2 separate regions of the Mus musculus genome follow, and region 1 is linked to region 2. The links are chromatin contacts, found by POLR2A ChIA-PET in ENCODE. All regions are on one chromosome and are shown on one strand. The core of a region is the stretch at or near the end of the contact, and the rest is flanking DNA. Distances in the headings are between cores, read along the strand shown. Region 1 holds the start of Rplp1 (ribosomal protein, large, P1). Region 2 holds the start of Glce (glucuronyl C5-epimerase).

The links. ChIA-PET counts read pairs that join two places held with the same protein, here RNA polymerase II (POLR2A).
Region 1: POLR2A ChIA-PET joins it to region 2 with 36 read pairs in embryonic stem cell. The contact joins the promoter of Rplp1 here to the promoter of Glce in region 2. POLR2A ChIA-PET finds 5 or more read pairs at or near these places in 4 of 5 experiments (Patski and embryonic stem cell).

Annotation. Positions count from the first base shown.
Region 1 is chr9:61,912,945-61,917,209 of GRCm38, reverse strand. It overlaps Rplp1 (ribosomal protein, large, P1), which reads left to right and starts at 2,700. Exons shown (of 3, transcript NM_018853.3): 1 at 2,700-2,853; 2 at 3,248-3,322; 3 at 3,689-3,927. The coding sequence starts at 2,782. The coding sequence ends at 3,886.
Region 2 is chr9:62,120,319-62,124,495 of GRCm38, reverse strand. It overlaps Glce (glucuronyl C5-epimerase), which reads left to right and starts at 1,887. Exons shown (of 5, transcript NM_033320.5): 1 at 1,887-2,011. Mir5133 (microRNA 5133) reads left to right here and starts at 1,902; the gene lies at 1,902-1,978.

The DNA.
Region 1 (4,265 bases), core at 1,451-3,950, 210 kb after region 2:
GTATCTGGGGGCTACAAGAAAAGATATCACTGGGAAAGAGGAAGAAACGTGGCTGTGAATGCTTGTTGCCGTTACAGGGTATGAAACAGGCTAAGATATTGCTCATGAACCCCAAAGTTGGCTTATAAGAGCCAGTCTGATGTCACAAGTGCCATGTGTTTGTCTTTTCTGTATACATTAGCCTTGCTGGACACTTCTTAGCTCCTAATGGCTAATTTTGGTTGGCACCATTCTGAAAATGTAAGTGCTCAAAGTCAAAGCCTTAGGGGGAGTGGGGATAGGATTTCTTTTTCAGTGTGCTCCAGTGTACGCCGTAACTCAGTTCTGAGATGGCACAAGTTGACACATTTCAAGGTGACTGCAGGATGTCCTATGATGTTCTTCCTGTCCCCTCAAGAGTGTAGTTCTCCGTGTACTGCAGAGAATAGCCTTGCACTTTCCACCTTGTGCATACACTCTGGAGTGTTGAGGGTGGAGGCCATGACTAGAAGTGCTTGTAGGCTGTGTGCACACCCAGCTTTAACCAGTGTTGTACACATTGGTTCTTTTGCCAGCTTACCATTCTCACTAGTAGCTCTTGAATTTCTGCCATCCTCTCCTGGTGTCAGAGTTACCTTATATGAACGATAGATTCCATGTAGGATCTCACTGATTTAATGAGTAAGACGTGGGTTTGGTTTCTCAGGATACAAGAGTCCTTGCAATAAAACTAAGATTTTGGGTGTGTGGGACTTTACATATCCTCTGCAACTTGAAACTTTGTATCTCCCTGCCCATGTCGTTTCTATTTTATGGCACCTTTATTTGTGATGGTAGGGACAACCGATTCCAGAGCCTCAGTGTGCAGAGTACTTCAACCACCAGATCCATGCCTGTTCTTTGGTTTGAAGCACCCATTCTACTCTCCCTGGACCTCTGCTGACATTATCGAATTCTCAGTAGCATGAGGGTGTGCCCATGGGCTCTCTGTTGTAGCCTGCAAATCTATTTGCATTGCCAGTGACACCTAGGGCTAGGTGCGGTAGTGTAAGCCTCTAATTCCAGCACTCAGCAGGCTCAGACAAGGATTTACCACAAATTCAAGGCCAGCCTGGACGTCTTTCAGACCAGCTTGAAATGTATAGTAAGAGTATGTTTCAGCTGGGCGGTGGTGGCGCACACCTTTAATCCCAGCACTTAGGAGGCAGAGGCAGGTGGATTTCTGAGTTCAAGGCCAGCCTGGTCTACATAGTGAATTCCAGGACAGCCAGGGCTACACAGAGAAACCCTGTCTCGGAAAGAAAAAAAAAAAAAAAAAAAAAAAAAGAGCATGTCTCAAAGTAAGCTTAAGGGGGTCTGAGATGTAGCTGAGTGGCTGGAGTGCTTAGTGTGTACCCGCCCTGGAGTTAATCCCTAGCCCAGCATGACCTGGATACTTAAAATCAATCCCAGGCAGGGGAGGAAGATCCAACATTCCAGGTAATCTTCAACCACATAGCAAGTTCAAGGCCAGCTGAGGTACATGACACCCTGTCAGGGTGTGTGTGTGTGTGTGTGTTTAGACTGAAGGCCATGTCAAATTCCACTGAGATCATGAACAGAATTTTGATTGGAACTATATTACTTGGAGAAAATTCTCCGTTTTAGGCTCTTATCTGTGAAAACTATATTGCTCTACTTAGGTTCCTTTTGCTGTTTCATAGCTTCTTTGTGGTCCTGAGATTAGAATTTTATTAACTTTAAAGAAACCACTTAATCTAGTATGCACTACATTCTAGTTGCAAGTTTCTAGCACCAAGGTCACCTCTACACAAGCTGACCACACACGAGCTGTACCCTAACCTGAGGGGTGTTTTTATTTAATTGTGTATATGAGCACTTGGGGTTTCTATTGCTGTGACAAAGTACCATGCACTAAAAGAGAGGCAAAGGAAAACGTTTGTTTATTGATACTTGCTTTTGATGTCTGCGCATCAAAGTTACTCTCCTGGTTTTCTAGGGGTTCTATATAATTAGTTGCCGAATTTTATCACGTGGTCTCCTACTTCTGTGGGTTTTTTCCTCACCATACCTCGCGTGACACTTTAAAGAGTGTTTACTTTTATGTGTACTTGAGCGTGTCTGCTGACCTCTGTCAGGATCAGAGCCCCTGTTACTGGATTTCCTGGCACTTTTCGGGGTGCGGGAGCCAAACCTGAGAGCTGCAAGATGGCTTAACTTCCGCCCCTCTGTGCTTTTTCAATGTAATGAATTAAACATTAACCACGATATATTGCATTTGATATGCAACTCCGGGTCCCGGGTGGTATTTATCAACCTCATCACAGACACAGTTACTACGGCGCGCACGCCCGGGGTGAGGGTGGGTTGGGAAGTCCACCACGTGATCCGCAAGGCTTGAGGCGGAGAGCGACTTTTCAGTGTACCCAAGCCGTGGGAACGCGCCTGTCAGTTTAAGCAGTACGTCTCCCCCGATAGCTCTCTCCCTTTAGCCTGTTAATCTCTACTGTTGAGCACTTGTAATATTCGCAAGCCCCAAAGGCCAATCGCACCGGAAGTCGAACGCGCAAATCCGGAACTGCGTTCTGCAGACGCGCCTCCTCTCGGTTTTGGCCCTGCCCCTTCCGTCTCGAGTCGGGCATCGATTGGTCGGCGCGGTCCCATAAGAAGCTGCGCGCAGGCGTATATGATCTTTTCCTCAGCTGCCGCCAAGGTGCTCGGTCCTTCCGAGGAAGCTAAGGCCGCGTTGGGGTGAGGCCCTCACTTCATCCGGCGACTAGCACCGTGCCGGCAGTCTACAGCATGGCTTCCGTCTCCGAGCTCGCTTGCATCTACTCCGCCCTCATCCTGCACGACGACGAGGTGACGGTCACGGTAAGTGCGGGATAACCCCGGGCCGGCCACGTGTTTGTGCGGCGGACACCCGGCTCCGCCCGGACTTCGCATTCTCAGGCATTCGGTGACTTGGAGGCCTGTGAGGCGTATGCGCTCTGTCCTCCCCGCGCGGCCCAACCCGAGACAGGTGAATGGCGGTCCCGAGCGCGCATGTTAGGCCTACTGTTTAGAGTGGGCTGTTTTTATCTAAGTTTTAGGCCTCGAACTCAGGTCGTCAGGCCTGCGGGACAATCCCACAGCCCGCTGAGCCTTCAAACCTGGCCTTGTCTTTTTTAAGGTTGACTTTAGCCCAAGTACGAAACTTAACTCTGTATAAGTGACTGAGTTTTAGCCGCATTCTGATCGTTCTGACGGGTTGGCGTTTGTGTTCCAGGAGGATAAGATCAATGCCCTCATTAAAGCAGCTGGTGTCAGCGTCGAACCTTTCTGGCCTGGCTTGTTTGCCAAGGTAAGTTTTGGGGTTACACTTGGTAATGTACGATTTCCACCACCAGCCTTGATTTTTGTATCTTAGTTTGTACTTATTGATGTGGCTTTTATGTCAGGCCTTCACGGTCCATGGCTTGAGAATGAGTTTTGTTGCCTCTTAAGTTTGGGCATTTGAAGCAGTGAGATTCATGCAAAGTGGATAGCTACATTCTATTTATACAAACAGCTTTATTTCTGGCAAGTGGGGTCAATCAACTGGTGGCAGTTGTATATTGATTCCCTGTAGTCCTGAACATTGCTTTGGTCTCATGGGTGAAAAGAGCTTAATTGAATCATTAAATCTTGCAGCACAAAACTAAAAGCCTTTTCTATGTCTCTGTTGTAGGCTCTGGCCAATGTCAACATTGGGAGCCTCATCTGCAATGTAGGGGCTGGTGGGCCCGCTCCAGCAGCTGGAGCTGCGCCTGCTGGTGGTGCTGCTCCATCCACTGCCGCCGCCCCAGCTGAGGAGAAGAAAGTGGAGGCAAAGAAGGAAGAGTCCGAGGAGTCTGAAGATGACATGGGCTTCGGTCTTTTTGACTAAACTGCTTTTGTTAAGTTGGCTAATAAAGAGCTGAACCTGTAGGTGGACTGGTCTCACTTGTAAGCCACAAAGCTCTTGGAGTTTCAGAGATGGTAGCAGGTCCCAAAAAAATGTCAGGGAAGGAGGGTCTTGACCAAAGCCACCATGAGTTATATAAATAAGACCTGGGTCAAAAGAACTAGACGATCTGGGTAGAGAATGGGTGGGTCTGTCTCCAGGAAGCCCCTTCAAGCAACTGTTCAGAGAGCCTGTTTAGTGCCAGACAGACAGGCTGAGAGCTAACTCTTACTGTCAAGAATAACAAAATAACCTCTGGGTCTCCCGATGTTCATGTGTGAAGAACTTGACAGTTGTTGAGGATCTCAGAAGCATCTAGAAG
Region 2 (4,177 bases), core at 638-3,137:
CCTTTCTGATCTTGCCCCCCACCCCCACCCCAGATGGGGGAATCTATTTACTGAGCCATCCAACCTGCAGCCTGGCTCAGCTCACATGCTTTTTATCATTGCTCTGGTTTAGATTATTTTCTCTGAAAAGCTTCCATTTCTGCCTTTAATTTATATGGGCCATCCTAGTATTTTACCACCCAGCTCAAGCTTCAGAGCTGCCTCTCTTCCCTCTGGATTTTTCTAACAGCTTTTGTCTGAACCAATTTGTGGCTCTCAGAGTGTGCAGTGGTGTGTGGACATTTTTCTTATTATGCACAAGGTGTGCAATAAGATAAGGAGTCATCAATATTCAACCATTTTCAAACTAGGAGAGGGGACTTTAAAAAAAAAGTAGCTAAAGAATGAAAAGAACACAGTTAGGCAGGTGCTAAAGGAAGACATCCTGAGCGTTGTCAATGAACCTCCGAGAAGCCATTGGGGAAAAAGTCCCACCAAAGAGACCATTTGTCTAGTAGGAGAGAGGTCTTTTGAAACTGTTGGGAGAGCAGCAGATTGTGTGGGCAAACGCAGTATTGTAGCAGGGAAATAAGGGATGAGAAGGTGGGGACCACAATACACTTTAATTTTCTCAAGACGTGGGATTCTCAGGACAGGGCAGCTCGAGTGGATAGAACCGGCAGGGTAGTTGTGTTCTGTTCAAATAACAGGGGATAATGAGTGTGTTCTGGGGATAAAGGGGCTAAAAAATTGATAATGGGGGTGGGGGTGGGGGTGGGGGAGCTGACTGAGTCTGGGCCTGGCTGAGGTCCAGTGCACAAGGGCAGGAGTTAACCTTGAGAAAGAGTAAGGCTACTTTTTGTGTTGGGCAAGGGAGACTAGGGGAAGATGAAGGAAAGCTACAGGGCAGGCATAATAATGAGTGAAGGGACTTAAATGTGAGGGGGGAATGGGAAAGGCTAGGAAAGCCCAGTTTCTGAAGCCAGTACAGATAAGCACCACAGTTTCCATTCCTTCCTTTTAGATTTATTGAATGCTCTATACCCTACCTGTGCTAAACATTACTGGGCCCTATGGTCTGTAAAGATACAAGTTCTCGGGTTTGTTAGGTTAGCACTCGTTTGAGATTTCGTTCTTCATCTTTGTGGAAGACTTTAAGTAGAACGCACAAATGAATTAGAAAGGTCCTTTGTTGGACCAGATAAACTGGGTTGGAGCTTAAAGCACCCGTGACGATATCATCGCCGTTTGAAATAAAAACGGAAGAGAGTCCGAAATGGGAGAAAGCTACACTAAAGGAGGAGACCGAAGTGAGTAAAGTGAGGCTGTAAGTCTTCAGGCTGGCAGATGGGACCTCCCTGTTCACTTCAGAGAGCAGTGAAAACGCACGGACAGCTCTTCGGTTTAAGCACTATTTAGTTCAGCTTCTCCGCTAAGTGTCTCTACGGCGGCCGAAGAGGACCAAACTTTGCCCAAACCACGTCATCTAAAGTACCTCTGCAACTGCCCAGGTAGCAAACTGACATCGGGTCAGCAACACCTTCGCCCGCAATTTATTGATGATAGGCGGGGAGAATTAGCTCTACTCTTTTGCAATTGGTCACAGGAGAATGCGAGTCCCGCCTTCTGCGCTGCCACCGTTGATTGGTTTTTTGGAACTGTCATTCGAGGACTCTCCGCCCCCTCATCATAGCTCCTCCCCTTAATATGGCCCCTCCTCTTGGTGACCCCGCCTTCTACACCGAATCTAACAGGCTGACGGAGCTGCCATTCGAAGAGCCTCCGTCCCGCCCTCTCCTCCCCGGCATGGCCTCGCCCCTTACCGTGGCTGGGATCTCGCGGGAAGAGCCGCGGGCACGGCGGCGGCTCGGCTCCCCAGTAGCGCGCCGAGCGGGCGGGCTCTCCTCACACGAGCGCTTCCTCGCCGAGAGGCTGGAGCTGCGGCAGCGCAGGCCTGGGCCGCCGTGTCTCTGCCGCTCGCTTCAGTTTTCCTCAGGGCTCTGGGGGCCGCTCGTCCGCCGACGCGCCTCAGGTGAGGGAGCTCGTCGTGTCGTGGCTGAGGGGCGGCCGTGGCAAGTGGGCTCGCGACGGGGGCGGCTCCCGGGGATGCGCGGCGTTCCGAGTGCGGGGATCTTGGGTGACGCGGCGGGGGCTGGGGTCTCGGGGCTTCTTTGGCTTTGGAGTGGGGGTGGGTGGCTGCCCAGGCGGTCCCGGGTCTCTAGGGTCGCGGGAGCGCGTCCTGTGTCCTGCCTGAGAGCCCGGGTGCTGGCATAGCGCGGTTCTGGGACTTGGAGACCATTTCTGGCGATCCCGTGCAGTTGAGGGGCTTGGGATACAGTTTAGCCTTGTCCGGAGGGCACGGGGAGACCTATGAGCGGAGAGGGGTCCGCTTGGCATTCCTGGGGTAAAGCAGGAGGATGTCAGGGTTCCAGAGACTTGGGTTTGTTTAAGGTCGCCATGGGGTGATAAGACGATGCCCGTGTCCCTCCCGGGAAGGAACGGACTGGGTGGGTGTGGGTGGGGGCGGGAAGCGTGCATGGGGAGACCAACATTTGTATTGGGGTTTCTGCTTCGCCCAGAGGGGGGCGGTAACTGTGCGTGATGGTCCCCATTCTTTTTCGGGGCGACAAGGAGGGTGATTTTGCCGTGTGGGCGCGGCTCAGCGGTCTCTGGGTCTCCAGGGGTGCCAGACCCGGTTTCAGGAGCCACCCCATGGCACTGCTTGTGGCTTTCGGTATCTGACGGTCTCGATCTGGTCTCTCTCTCTTTCTCGATGAGATTTAACTCAGTGCTTCTTCGTTGGACGCTTGATCGGGGCAGTTGCCTAGTTGGAGACACAGTGGGCTTGTTCTGCAGTTTTCTTTTCTTTGCCCCAGGATACCTTTGGGGACGCGCTGGTGTCGCCGGAGCTCTGATCTCCGGAGGAGAGGAGAGGAGCGATACCAGACTTGAGCATGTTGTCTGGAATACCTGACTGTTGAGTGAGGGTTTAGATCTGAGGGTAGGGCGGCTGTGCGATTTGGGCTTTCTGTTTTAGGTAGTGTTTGATGGTCTTGCATGGTTAAATCTGTCCTGAATTTGCCTGGGTGTTAGGTAGTGCCAAGAAGCATCCTTTCTAAAGGTTTTGTGGAAGAGGGGTAATTAAAAACAAAAGTGTAGCATATTATGTATGTATGTCTCAAGTCCAGATTTCTACAAAAGCGTCATTGGCAACCTGTTAATGATGCCCTATTGAGCTTCTTTAGAGAATTCTGGTACATCAGTTTTTACCGTGGTTTGAATCTTACAGAGTTCTTGAAGACTCTGCCAGACTTAGGTGGAACTTAAAATGACTTATAGGTATCTGCCTGTGAGTGGTTTAAAAACGTGTGTCAGAATGTCTGTACATTTGCCTGAGAATTCTCCTGGTTAGGCAGTCTAATGTCACTTTAGTCTAAGGAAACATTGCTGAGGTGCTTGTAAACAGAAAATATGATATAAGCAGGCAAATTGAAGTATCTTTGCTTTGTCAGTCTTTTTCTTGTCAGTTTTTTTTAAAGATAATTTCTTCTGTCTTTTTAATTAGAAAGATTGGGGACAAGTTACTAAAGCTTTGAATTTTGCAATCATGTAAAAACAAACAAAGGAATGTACTGCAGTGCTAATTTGGGCTTTGGGGCTGGGTATTAGGTTAGTTTTCATTTTCTCACACCTAAGTATGGGATCATCTTTTATGATCATCAAAACTGATCAATTGAGCAAATATTTGGTTGAAACCAAAGCCCAAAAACTCAGTTTGAAAGACAAATGACAAAGTAGCCAAATTTCAGAAGCTTCAATCTCAATCTCTCTCTCTCTCTCTCCTCTCTCCCTCTCTTCCAGACCCTCTCTCTTCTCTCTCTCTCCCTCTCTCCCTCCATCCCTACCTCCCAAGGCTTTCAAACTTCAAAATAAGCATAGACTAACCCATCAGCAAAGGCAGGATCATCTGTTAGGCGTCATGATGCTATGATTGCAGTAATGCCTCCTATGTCAAGAAGGAAGCAACAGATAAATAAAACCATGATGACATTTCAGTGCTGATGAGGAAAACAGTGTCCTTGGGAATCAGCATTTCTTTTCCTTAAATAATCCCGAGTTATGATTAACATCTGTTGAGATAACCGGAAGCTGAGCTCTATACCTGCAAAATTATTTTTTCAAAAATTAAATTCTGATC